Regions from separate parts of the Homo sapiens genome. Here region 1 is linked to region 2. Evidence: read pairs that join two places in POLR2A ChIA-PET (ENCODE). Cell type or tissue: K562. All regions are shown on one strand. Each heading gives the region's core, and the rest is flanking DNA. Links, peaks and the distances in the headings are about the cores only. Region 1 has its middle 6.6 kb from the start of SOX18. Region 2 has its middle 9.9 kb from the start of ABHD16B.

Region 1 (5,366 bases), core at 213-5,212, 190 kb before region 2:
CCCCCTGGAGCCCTGGGGTCAGCAAGCCCAAGATGCACCCCCTTCCATGGGGACCTCAGCCAGAGGGCGACCCAGCAGCCAGAATCCGCAAGTGGCTGGCCCAGGCATGAGACCACCTGCCCCTCCCCCAACCCCCAACCAAGGCAGGAGAGACAACAGACCCAGCCTGTCCTGCTGCCTAAATTCATGTGGACAGCCCCTGCCCCCGGCCTCCAGTGCCTCCCTGTTTGGGCTGGGCATCTCCCCAGCCACGCCTTCCCCGGCAACTCCCACAGACACAGACAGCCTGGGGAGGCCACAGTGGCAGTCCCATGGCCAGCACACATCCCCTATTCTGGACTCCTCACCCCCACTGCAACCCCCTCTAGGCCAATGGGGTGGAGAGCTTGGAAGATACCTTGGGTGGCAACACAGCCTCATGGTCTGTGTGAGGAGGGGACAGAGTGGGTACCTGTGAGAAGTCCCTCCCCCAAGTGCCAGGGTGGGGGGCTAGTGAGGGGCCCGAGCTGAAGCAAGTCCCAGCCCAGAGGCTGGAAATGCCCAGGAGAAGGATCAGAAGGGGACATGAAAGAGGCTTCCACTGAGGGCACCGGGTTCCAATAGCGGCTCCTCGGCAGCGGTGGGTGGGGTCTCCTTACAGGGCCTCTCCCAGGGCCCAGCCCAGGGATCTATCTCCCCTCTACCCGCCAAAGGCTGAACAGCCCCAGGGCCTGGGTGCTCCATCCCTGGCACCAGCTGCACACCCCTCCCGCTCCTGGCCCTGTCTGCCTTCTTCCCTGAGGCTCCAAGGGAAGTCTCCACCCTCCTCCTGCTGAGTCAGGCCTTAGATCCTGGTGAGAAGTTCTAGCAGCCCTGCCTGGCACTGGCCACAGCTCCCCTCCCGTCCCCCATGCCCAGGACCCAGCTTGTCCCTAGAGTGAACTGAGCGAGGTGTTGAACTCTCCCCAGCAGGCAGCCCAGGGGCAGAGTCAGAGAAAATGGGGGCTGAGAGCGGCTATGGTGCACCCCTCTCCCAGCACCAGCACAGACACACATACACACCCAGCCACACACCAGACGAAGAGCACATTTCACCCCAGCAAGGTCCTGCTGGGGCAGGCAAGGAGGGCACATGTGAAGACCTTAGCCCCCCACCACTCCGCCCCCACCTCTCAGCAGGAAAAGCACCCCAGAAAACCCAACCGCTCCACTTACGTTCTACAAAACCTACATAAAATTTAAGGATACAATGGAGTGGTTTTGTTGTAGTCACAAGGCTGGAAACCATCTCCACTGTCTTATTTTAGAGCATTCTGTCTGTTGCAGTCAAATGCTCTACCTCGGAGCTATGCTCCTTGTTGGTTTGCTGTAGAGACTCCTATGATTCTCAGGCTGGTCTTGAACACCTGGCCTCCCAAAGTGCTGGAGTTATAGACATGAGCTACCACACCTGGCCTTTATTTATTTATTTATTTATTTATTTAGAGAGGGGTCTTGCTATGTTGCCTAGGCTGCCGGAGTGCAGGGGCTATTCACAGAAACGATCTCAGCGCCTGCAGCCTCGAAAAGTGACCCTCCCTGTCTCGCTGGAACTGCAGGCGTGCGCCCCCACACCCATCTTTAATTTTAGAGCTTTTCATTACCCTCAAGAGAAACCCATTACTCCCTATTCTTTCCTGCCCCCTGCCCCTGATAAACACTAAACTGCTTTTGGTCTCTGTGGATTTGCAGTGTCTGGCCTGGATATTTCTTGTAAGTGGGATAATATACTATATGTGGCCTTTCGTGTCTGGCTTGGTTCACCCTGCACACTTTCAAGGTTCGCCCATGCGGTGGCCTGTCAGCGTTCCATTCCTTTTGTGGCTGAGTAACATCCCCTCCTTGTATGAATATATCACATTTTATTTATTCAGCGACTGATGGACACTGATGGTTTTTACTTTTCGGCTATCATGAATAATGATAGTGTTATTGATAATGATAATGAATAATGAATAATGTTGCTATGAACATTTGTGTACAATGTTTTGTGTAGATGTGTTTTTATTAAAATTACAAAAATGCGTATCTCTAATAACAAAGTCTGAACAATATGTTAAGTACCTGGAACCCATGCTAGAACAGCTGCCCTGGAAAGGGGGGTCCAGAGCTGCAAACCTCCAATCCCAAACAGGCCCCCTCAAAACTAAGGCCCTACAGGGACTGGCTCAACCCTCCATCCAGCCCACCCACCACTTCTGTCCCAGGCCAGGTGGGGAGCCCCAGGAGCCAGCTCCAGGCGTGCAGAAGGCGCAGGGTCTCACCTACGTTCTTTTTTTTTTTTTTTTTTTTTTTTTTGAGACAGAGTCTCGCTCTGTCGCCCAAGCTGGAGTGCAGTGGTGCAATCCCGGCTCACTGCAACCTCCGCCTCCCGGGTTCAAGCGATTCTCCTGCCTCAGCCTCCCGAGGAGCTAGGACTACAGGCGCCCGCTACCACGTCTAGCTAATTTTTGTATTAAGTAGAGACGGGGTTTCACCATGTTGGCCAGGCTGGTCTCGAACTCCTGATCTCAAGTGATCCACCAGCCTCGGCCTCCCAAAGTGCTGGGATCACAGGCGTGAGCCACCGCGCCCGGCCAGGTTCATTCTTGCTGAGACTGCTCTGGCCCGCTCCCGCTCCCCGCAACTCCTGTTCCCCGGGACCCCACCCCATCCTCCCCGACCCTGCTCCCTCTCCCACAACCCCCGTCCCGTCCCCCACGACCCCGCCCCGTCCCCCACGACCCCCGTCCCGTCTCCCACGACCCCCGTCCCGTCCCCCACGACCCCGCCCCGTCCCCCACGACCCCCGTCCCGTCCCCCACGACCCCCGCCCCGTCCCCCACGACCCCCGCCCCGTCCCCCACGACCCCCGTCCCGTCCCCCACGACCCCCGCCCCGTCCCCCACGACCCCCGTCCCGTCCCCCACGACCCCGCCCCGTCCCCCACGACCCCCGTCCCGTCTCCCACGACCCCGCCCGCCAGCGCGAGAAAACAGGAAGTGGCGGCGCTGGAAGCGCAGGAAGCGGCGGCGGGCGCGACGCTTATCTCGGGCCGCAGCCCGGACCCCTGGCCTCAAGCCGGGCAGGACCTGCTCACCTGGTGGGGAGCCCCGGCCGCCTCTTCCCCTGACCGCAGCGGCCAAAATCGGGCCGGGCCAGGCGGGGAGGCTGCGAGGAAGCCCGTGTCGGGACCTCCCGACGGGAGCGAGGCCGGAAGGCGACCCGGGAACCCGCGTCCAGCCCCAGGGCTGCCCACCTCCCCAGCGCACGCGGCTCTGCCCTGCGCCCAGAGGCCTGACCTCCTCATTTCCCCCAAAACAAGGACTCACTTCCCCCAGCAGGTGCGACCTCCCGCTGGCTCTTCCGGATTTTAATGGGGAGGGGAAGAGCGGGGAGGGAGCGATGGTTGTTTCTGTGTTTACGGAGCTGCGTCTTTTCCTGGGGAGGGGGCAGGATGGGGGCTGTCGCTGGGCCCCCCCTAGGGTCCTGAAGGCACTGGCAGAGACAATGGGCCCCAGCACCTGACATCCCCCCACCAGTGAGTATGTGTTTCCTGGAGTTGGGGGGACTTGGTTCCGAGTCAGCCACAGCTGGAGCAGGGGGGCCTCCCTGCACACCTGCAGGGCTCAGAGCCCACGCAAGGCCGGGCACCTCCCAGGTCTGGGCGCAGCTGTTTCCTCTGAGGACCACTCACACTGCCCCCCAGCCATCTCCAGCCGCGGTGTGACGGTCTGTCCCGTCCGCTCACAGGGCCTGGGTATGGCAGGCACTCAGAAAACATCCATCTTCCCCACCACCTCCCTCTGGTCAGCTTCGGCAAAACTCCCAGGCTGGGGTGGGGGCCGGTGGCGGTGGTGGGGGAAGGTGCTTTGGGAGACCCTGAGAGGCTGCGCGCCCCACCGCTGAAGGGGTGGAGGTGGGCTGGGGAGAGAGAGGAGCTTGGGGGCAGGGGTGGGGAACACACAGGAGGCAAAGTCGGGATTAACTTTTGGTTTTGCAAATCCAGACACTAGTCAGCCAGTTGCCCGAGTTCCAGATGTTCTTTCAAAGACTCCCAGTCTGGGGAGGCCTCGGGACCCAGGTCCCCTTCAAAGCCTGCCCGGCCCCCTCCTCCCAGTGCGGCACATGGAGGGGCCTGGCTCCTGGGCTGTGGGAAGTTGCACAACCCCAGCCAGCGCCCTGCAGGCTCCATCTGTTACCCTGGCACAGCCCCCACCTCCCTGGAGCAGCCAAGCCCTGAAAAGGCATGAGGGTGGGACGGGACAGTACTGTGTGCAGCCCCAACCCAGAAACAGTATTTTACGAAGAACCAGGCTCAGGCCACCTGCCCTGGGCCTCTGCAGGGAAGGCACCACCAGTCGGTCTAGAGACATACAGGGCCAGTCCATGGGATCTGCCCTCAGTGGTTCCGTGGCCAATGGCTCTGTCCCTATCAGCCGTGGGCCCAGTGAGTCTCTTTCCATCTCTGGGTTGGTTCTGGTCAGTTCCAGCTAACAAACATTTGTTGAGCAGCTCGTGTGCTGGCCTGGGCCAGGTGCTGGTGTATCATGCTGAGGGAGACATGCCTCTATCCTCATGGAGCTACAGAAGAGCTACGGTCCCAGTGCTGAGCCCAAAGAGGACCTGAGCCTCTCAGGTCTGAGCAGGCACCTGCGGCTTCTCTCCTAGTCTCTGTGGCTCTCGGTAGCTCTGGGCCGCTTCGTGTAGCTCCACACATGCCCCTAGACCTAGTCTGGTTGGGCTGTCCCCACCCTGGACAAGTGAACTTTGTCCCAGAAGCCCAAAGCCCACCTTGCTCCCATTCTGCATGAGGGAGAGGAGCCATGGGCCAGGATGCAGGACTTCTCACCCACCCACGTGGTCGTGGTCCAGGACTAGGCACCGACATGTGTCCCCAAAATCCTGAGGCCTCTGTTCCTCCTCCTGCCCCCAAGAGGCTGTGGTTTGTTTGAACCTTTCTCAGTCAGGGTAGAGGGAGCTGTTTCTGTTGCCCACCCACATCCCCAGCCTCTGACTGCTCTCAACAGCAGAACGGGAGCATTGCGGGTGGGCAGGAGCCAAGGGGCCGCCCAGGAGGTCATGCATGGACAGGAGAGGAGTGCCCTCCCCATGGCCCAGGGGTTGGGGCAGGTCCAAGTGCAAAAGTCAGCTGCCCCTGGGGCAATGTGACAGTGGGAGCCTTCATGGAGGGCCTGTCCCCATCCTGTCCCTGAGCCCAGCCCAGAACCCTGGACTCTCTCCAGGCCCCAACTCAGCTGCCTCCCAGCCATGCTCGGCTGTCCATACCTTATGCTCCATACACCAGCACGCCCAGCTGAGCCCAGCCACGTCCACAGTTCCCCAGCTCCCTCAGGGCCCTCAAACCG
Region 2 (5,366 bases), core at 269-5,268:
GCCCAGCCTGCAGCGTCCCCTCTGCACTCCAGGTGTGCCTGGGCTGGGGACTGCAGCCTCTCCCCCAACCCCTAGACCCAACCCCAGCCCCAGTTTAGCCCAGGCTCCTTCAGGGCGGCAGTGGGGCCAGGAACTGGGCCCTCTCCCTCAGCTAAAAATAGCAGGCCTCAGGCTTTGTGGAAAGCCCCTGGGGCGGAGGAGGAAGGAGCAGGCCAGGAGCTGGGGCTGCAAGGAGGGAGGCCTTGCAGGAAGTGCCCGGGTGCCCAGGCCGCCCCAGCAAAGGCTCCTGGTCAGCCGCTCAGCCCCCTGGAAAGTCCCAGGCAGTGCTGACCTGAGTGGAGGGTGAGGGTGGCTGACCTGAGTGGAGACAGGGACCAGGAGGGTGAGGGTGGATGACCTGAGTGGAGACAGGGACCAGGAGGGTGAGGGTGGATGACCTGAGTGGAGACAGGGACCAGGAGGGTGAGGGTGGCTGACCTGAGTGGAGGCCGGGACCAGGAGGGTGAGGTTGGATGACCTGAGTGGAGACAGGGACCAGGAGGGTGAGGGTGGATGACCTGAGTGGAGACGGGGAGCAGGAGGGTGAGGGTGGCTCACCTGAGTGGAGGCCGGGACCAGGAGGGTGAAGGCGGCTGGAGCCTGTCACATTCCAGGTGGGCTTCCCCTTCCACCAGCTGATGTCCTTCTGGGCCTGGGTGGTCTCCCACCATGGATACCAGGAGGGCAGGATGAAGGCAGTTCTCCCTACCTCAGTCATTCTCTGCATCTGGTGATGACCTGATCTCCCCACCTTCCCCCTTTACCATCCCTAACGGGAATCATTCATTCGGCGGACGTATGTCACGGGCCTGCTGGGCTGGACGAAGCACTGGCCGGTCCCATCCTTGCCCTCAGGGTATTTGCTGTGAGCAAGTAGGGATTTAACCCAAAGAGGGGTTTTATTTTATTTTATTTTTATTATTTATTTATTTATTTGAGACGGAATCTCGCTCTGTCGCCCAGACTGGTGTGCAGTGGCGCCATCTCGGCTCACTGCAAGCTCCGCCTCCCGGTTTCAAGCCATTCTCCTGCCTCAGCCTCCCAAGTAGCTGGGACTACAGGCGCCCCTCACCATGCCCGGGTAATTTTTGTATGTTTAGTAGACACGGGGTTTCACCATGTTGGCCAGGATGGTCTCAAACTCCTGACCTCAGGTGATCCACCCACCTCGGCCTCCAAAAGTGCTGGGATTACAGGCATGAGCCACTGAGCCTGGCCTATTTTATGTTTTAATTTTATTTATTTATTTATTTTGAGACAGAGTTTGTTCTGTTGCCCAGGCTGGAGTGCAGTGGCGCGATCTCCGCTCACTGCAACCTCTGCCTCCTGGGTTCAAGCAATCCTCCTGCTTCAGCCTCCCGAGTAGCTGAGATTACAGACTCGTGCCACCAACTCCTGACCTCAGGTGATTCTCCCACCTCAGCCTCCCAAAGTGTTGGGATTACAGCCATGAGCCAATATGCCTGGCCTAATTTTTGTATTTTTGGTAGAGACGGGGTTTCACCATGTTGGCCATGGTTGCCCAGGCTGGTCTCAAACTCCTGACGTCAGGTGATCCACCCACCTTGGCCTCCCAAAGTGCTGGGATTACAAGTGTGAGCCACCACACCCAGCCTAATTTTTGTATTTTTAGTAAAGACAGGGTTTTACCATGTTGGTCAGGCTAGTCTCGAACTCCTGACCTCAGGTGATCTGCCCACCTCAGCCTCCCAAAGTGCTGGGATTATAGAAATGAGTCACTGCGCCCGGCCAAGAAGGGTTTTGCAGGAAGCAAACACCAGCAGCTGCCATCCTGGAGGGGAGGTGGATCAGGAGCTGAGACCAGAGAGATGGGTAGGAATTCACCCTGTGAATTAGGCTGTGGAGTTGGGGCTGACCCTGGGAGAGGCCCTAGTGCTGAAGGAATAAGAACAGAGGCCAGAGTGGCTGGGACCTTAGGGACCAGGAGGAATGAGGCTAGGGATGGGGAGTGGGGAGATGGGTAGGGCTTTGCAAACTGGTGCAAGGAGTTGGAAAGGAAGCCAATTTTTTTTTTTTTTTTTTTTTTTGAGACGGAGTCTCGCTCTGTCACCAGGCTGGAGTGCAGGGGCGCCATCTCGGCTCACTGCAACCTCTGTCTCCCTCGTTTAAGTGCTTCTCCTGCCTCAGCCTCCTGAGTGGCTGGGAATACAGGCGTGTGCCACCACGCCCGGGTAATTTTTGTATTTTTTTTTTTTTTTTTTTTGAGATGTAGTCTCGCCCTGTCACCCAGGCTGGAATGCAGTGGCGCGATCTCGGCTTACCACAACCTCCACCTCCAGGGTTCAAATGATTCTCCTGCCTCAGCCTCCCCAGTAGCTAGGATTACAGGCACACGCCACCACACCCAGCTAATTTTTATATCTTTAGTAGAGACGGGATTTCAGCATGTTGGTCAGGCTGGTCTTGAACTCCTGACCTTGTGATCCGCCCACCTCGGCCTCCCAAAGTTCTGAGATTACAGGTGTGAGCTACCGTGCCCGGCCTAATTTTCGTATTTTTAGTAGAGATGGGGTTTCACCATGTTGGCCAGGCTGGTCTCAATCTCTTGACCTCGTGATCCGCCCACCTCAGCCTCCCAAAGTGCTGGGATTACAGGCGTGCGCCACCGTGCCCGGCTGAAAGGAAGCCACTTCTAAGAAGCTCCTGAAAATTTCTCAGCTAAACATTTCTCAGCTCCTGTCTGCATGTCAGCGAGGTAATGGGTGGTAAATGCTGGTGGGAAGGCTGGAGAGCAGGGAACAGCTTAACATACAAACCATCCAGAGACTAAGTCCGGAGTGCTTGGGAAAGACCACGGCGTGCAGCGGGTGGGGACTGAGTGGATAGACGTCTCCGTTTGCCAGGTGTGGACTCCCCAGGACCGGGTGCAGCAGAACGTCCAGACATGGGTTTTGGGTGGCCCCCATCTTCCTGGCTTGATTTTCCCTACAATGGGCAGTGGTTTAGGTGCTGGCAAGGCTGAAGTTCTCAGAAGGGTGCCACAAAAGGAGGGACATTTGAAGACTTCCCACATTTTCGAGAGAGTGACTAAGAGTGGACCACAAAATCTGAACTGGATAAGAAGGAAGCCAAAGAAAGGGGAAGGCCGCCTGTTTTGGAGAAAGGAGGGTTGTCCTGGAGCGAAGCGCTTGGTGAGGTGTAACAGCCGGGGAGGGGGGCAGTTGCACCACAGAGGGGGAAACTGCAAGTAGTCATTTCAGAGTGCGTGGGTTTTGGTGACAGCTGGCTCCAAGGTGTGAGTGAGCATGGGTGCCTGAAGTAGGGGGAAGTGGAGGGGCCACATGACATCTCCCCAGGTGAGTTCAGTTTCAAGGAGGGCTGAAGCAGGCGTCTCCAGGCTATGTGAGGTCTTCCCCATTACGACCATCCACCCACGGCTGCATCACTGCTGACGGCCGCGGTCGCTGCCACCTCATTTACCGCAGTCACCGTTGGCATCTTCTGTGGTGCCTCCAGCCCATCGTCACCTCCCCATTGGCATCACCAGGACCCACTGTCCTGGCACCGCTGCCATCCACCCATTCACCCAGTGGGTGAGTGTCTGTTCAGAAGATCCTCCAGGCGAGCAGTCGTGTTGAGCTCTGGTCACTGCAGCAAGCAGCACAGGCAAGGTCCTTGCTCTTAGGGATGCAGTCATGGGGTGACCAAAACATATAAAGAGATTCAGGCCGGGTGCGGTGGCTCACGCCTGTAATCCCAGCACTTTGGGAGGCCGAGGCGGGCGGATCACGAGGTCAGGAGATCGAGACCATCCTGGCTAACACGGTGAAACCCCATCTCTACTAAAAATACAAAAAATTAGCCGGGCGTGGTGGCGGGCGCCTGTAGTCCCAGCTACTCGGGAGGCTGAGGCAGGAGAATTGCTTGAACCCGGGAGGAGGAGGTTGCAGTGAGCCCAGATCGCGCCACTGCACTCCAGCCTGGGCGACAGAGAGAGACTCCGTCTCAAAGAAAAAAAAAAAAAGAGATTCAGGAAAGGAGACGTAGCGTGACTCAGCATCCCGCGCCCAGGTATTTACCCAGAAGAGATGAAACACGTCCGCAGGAAGACTCGCCTCAAACCTTTGTAGCAGCAGCGTTCGCAAAGCTGAGAAAACCAAGTATCCATCAGCTGGCGAGTGGATAAGCGAACAGTGGCTCATCCCTACGGTGGGAAGACAAGGCCGCCGCTACGGGGTGAATCCCAAAAACAGGATGCTAAGTGAGAGAAGCCACACACAAAAGACCACGTGCTTAGGGCCTCCTTTACGTGAAATCCTAGCAAAGGCCAAACTATCCTTACAGAAAGCAGATGCGTGGTCGGTCGGCGGGGCAGGGGACCCGGCGGCAGCGGAGGTGGCAGATGCGTGGTCGGTCGGCGGGGCAGGGGACCCGGCGGCAGCGGAGGTGGCAGATGCGTGGTTGGTTGGCGGGGCAGGGGACCCGGCGGCAGCGGAGGTGGTTTCCTGCTTTCCCTTTGTCCAGGCTCTTCAAGTAGGATGCTTAAAATTGGTAAATATCGTTGTATGTAAAATTATGCTTCAATAAAACTCAATTTTTATTTTTATTTTATTTATTTTTATTTTTATTTTTATTTTTGAGACGGAGTCTCGCTCTGCCGCCCAGGCTGGAGTGCAGTGGCGCGATCTCGACTCACCGCAAGCTCTGCCTCCCGGGTTCCCGCCATTCTCCTGCCTCAGCCTCCCTAGTAGCTGGGACTACAGGCGCCCACCACCACGCCCGGCTAATTTTTTGTATTTTTAGTAGAGACGGGGTTTCACCATGTTAGCCAGGATGGTCTCGACCTCCTGACCTTGTGATCCGCCTGCCTCGGCCTCCCAAAGTGCTGGGATGACAGGCGTGAGCCACCGCGCCCGGCAAAACTCAATTTTTAAAAACATGTAAAGATTTTGAGTCGAACCTCAAAAAACACAACGGGAGAGGTGGCGGAGGAAGGAGACGGCGTCCCTGGCAGAGGTGTCATCTGGAGCACCTCACTTCGGGGCAAGCATTCCTGTTGTTTGGATGCGGGGAGCAGAAATCCTGGGTCAAATGGTGACTGTGCCCACGATCCCCTCTGGTAATTTTAACTCCTAGGGAAACAGAGGCAAATTGACACTCAAGGTCTGTGTTGAGGTCATTCTTTTTTTTTTTTTTTTTTTTTGAGACGGAGCCTTGCTCTGCCACCCAGGCTGGAGTGCAGTGGTGTGATCTCGGCTCACTGCAAGCTCCGCCTCCCGGGTTCAAGCAATTCTCCTGCCTCAGCCTCCTGAGTAGCTGGGATTACAGGTGCGCGGCACCACACCGGCTAATTTTTTTTTGTATTT

Evidence for each region. Peaks named below come from ENCODE experiments on the same cell type or tissue, not always from the same donor. Only the 100,000 strongest peaks of a DNase experiment are listed, where the experiment ranks them.
Region 1: POLR2A ChIA-PET joins it to region 2 with 5 read pairs; 6 of 35 experiments call an interaction of 5 or more read pairs at or near these places.

What each region holds. Positions count from the first base shown.
Region 1 is chr20:64,040,359-64,045,724 of GRCh38, reverse strand. No RefSeq gene overlaps it. Among named protein-coding and RNA genes, the nearest start is that of SOX18, 6.6 kb to the left of the region's middle. RefSeq lists an enhancer at 1-207 and silencers at 3,052-3,151, 3,172-3,231. In K562, for the core only: no CTCF peak of the experiment used is centred there; DNase peaks (open chromatin) are centred at 285 and 3,074; H3K4me3 peaks cover 930 bases.
Region 2 is chr20:63,848,961-63,854,326 of GRCh38, reverse strand. No RefSeq gene overlaps it. Among named protein-coding and RNA genes, the nearest start is that of ABHD16B, 9.9 kb to the left of the region's middle. RefSeq lists enhancers at 1-827, 3,002-3,101, 3,182-3,341. In K562, for the core only: no CTCF peak of the experiment used is centred there; no DNase peak of the experiment used is centred there.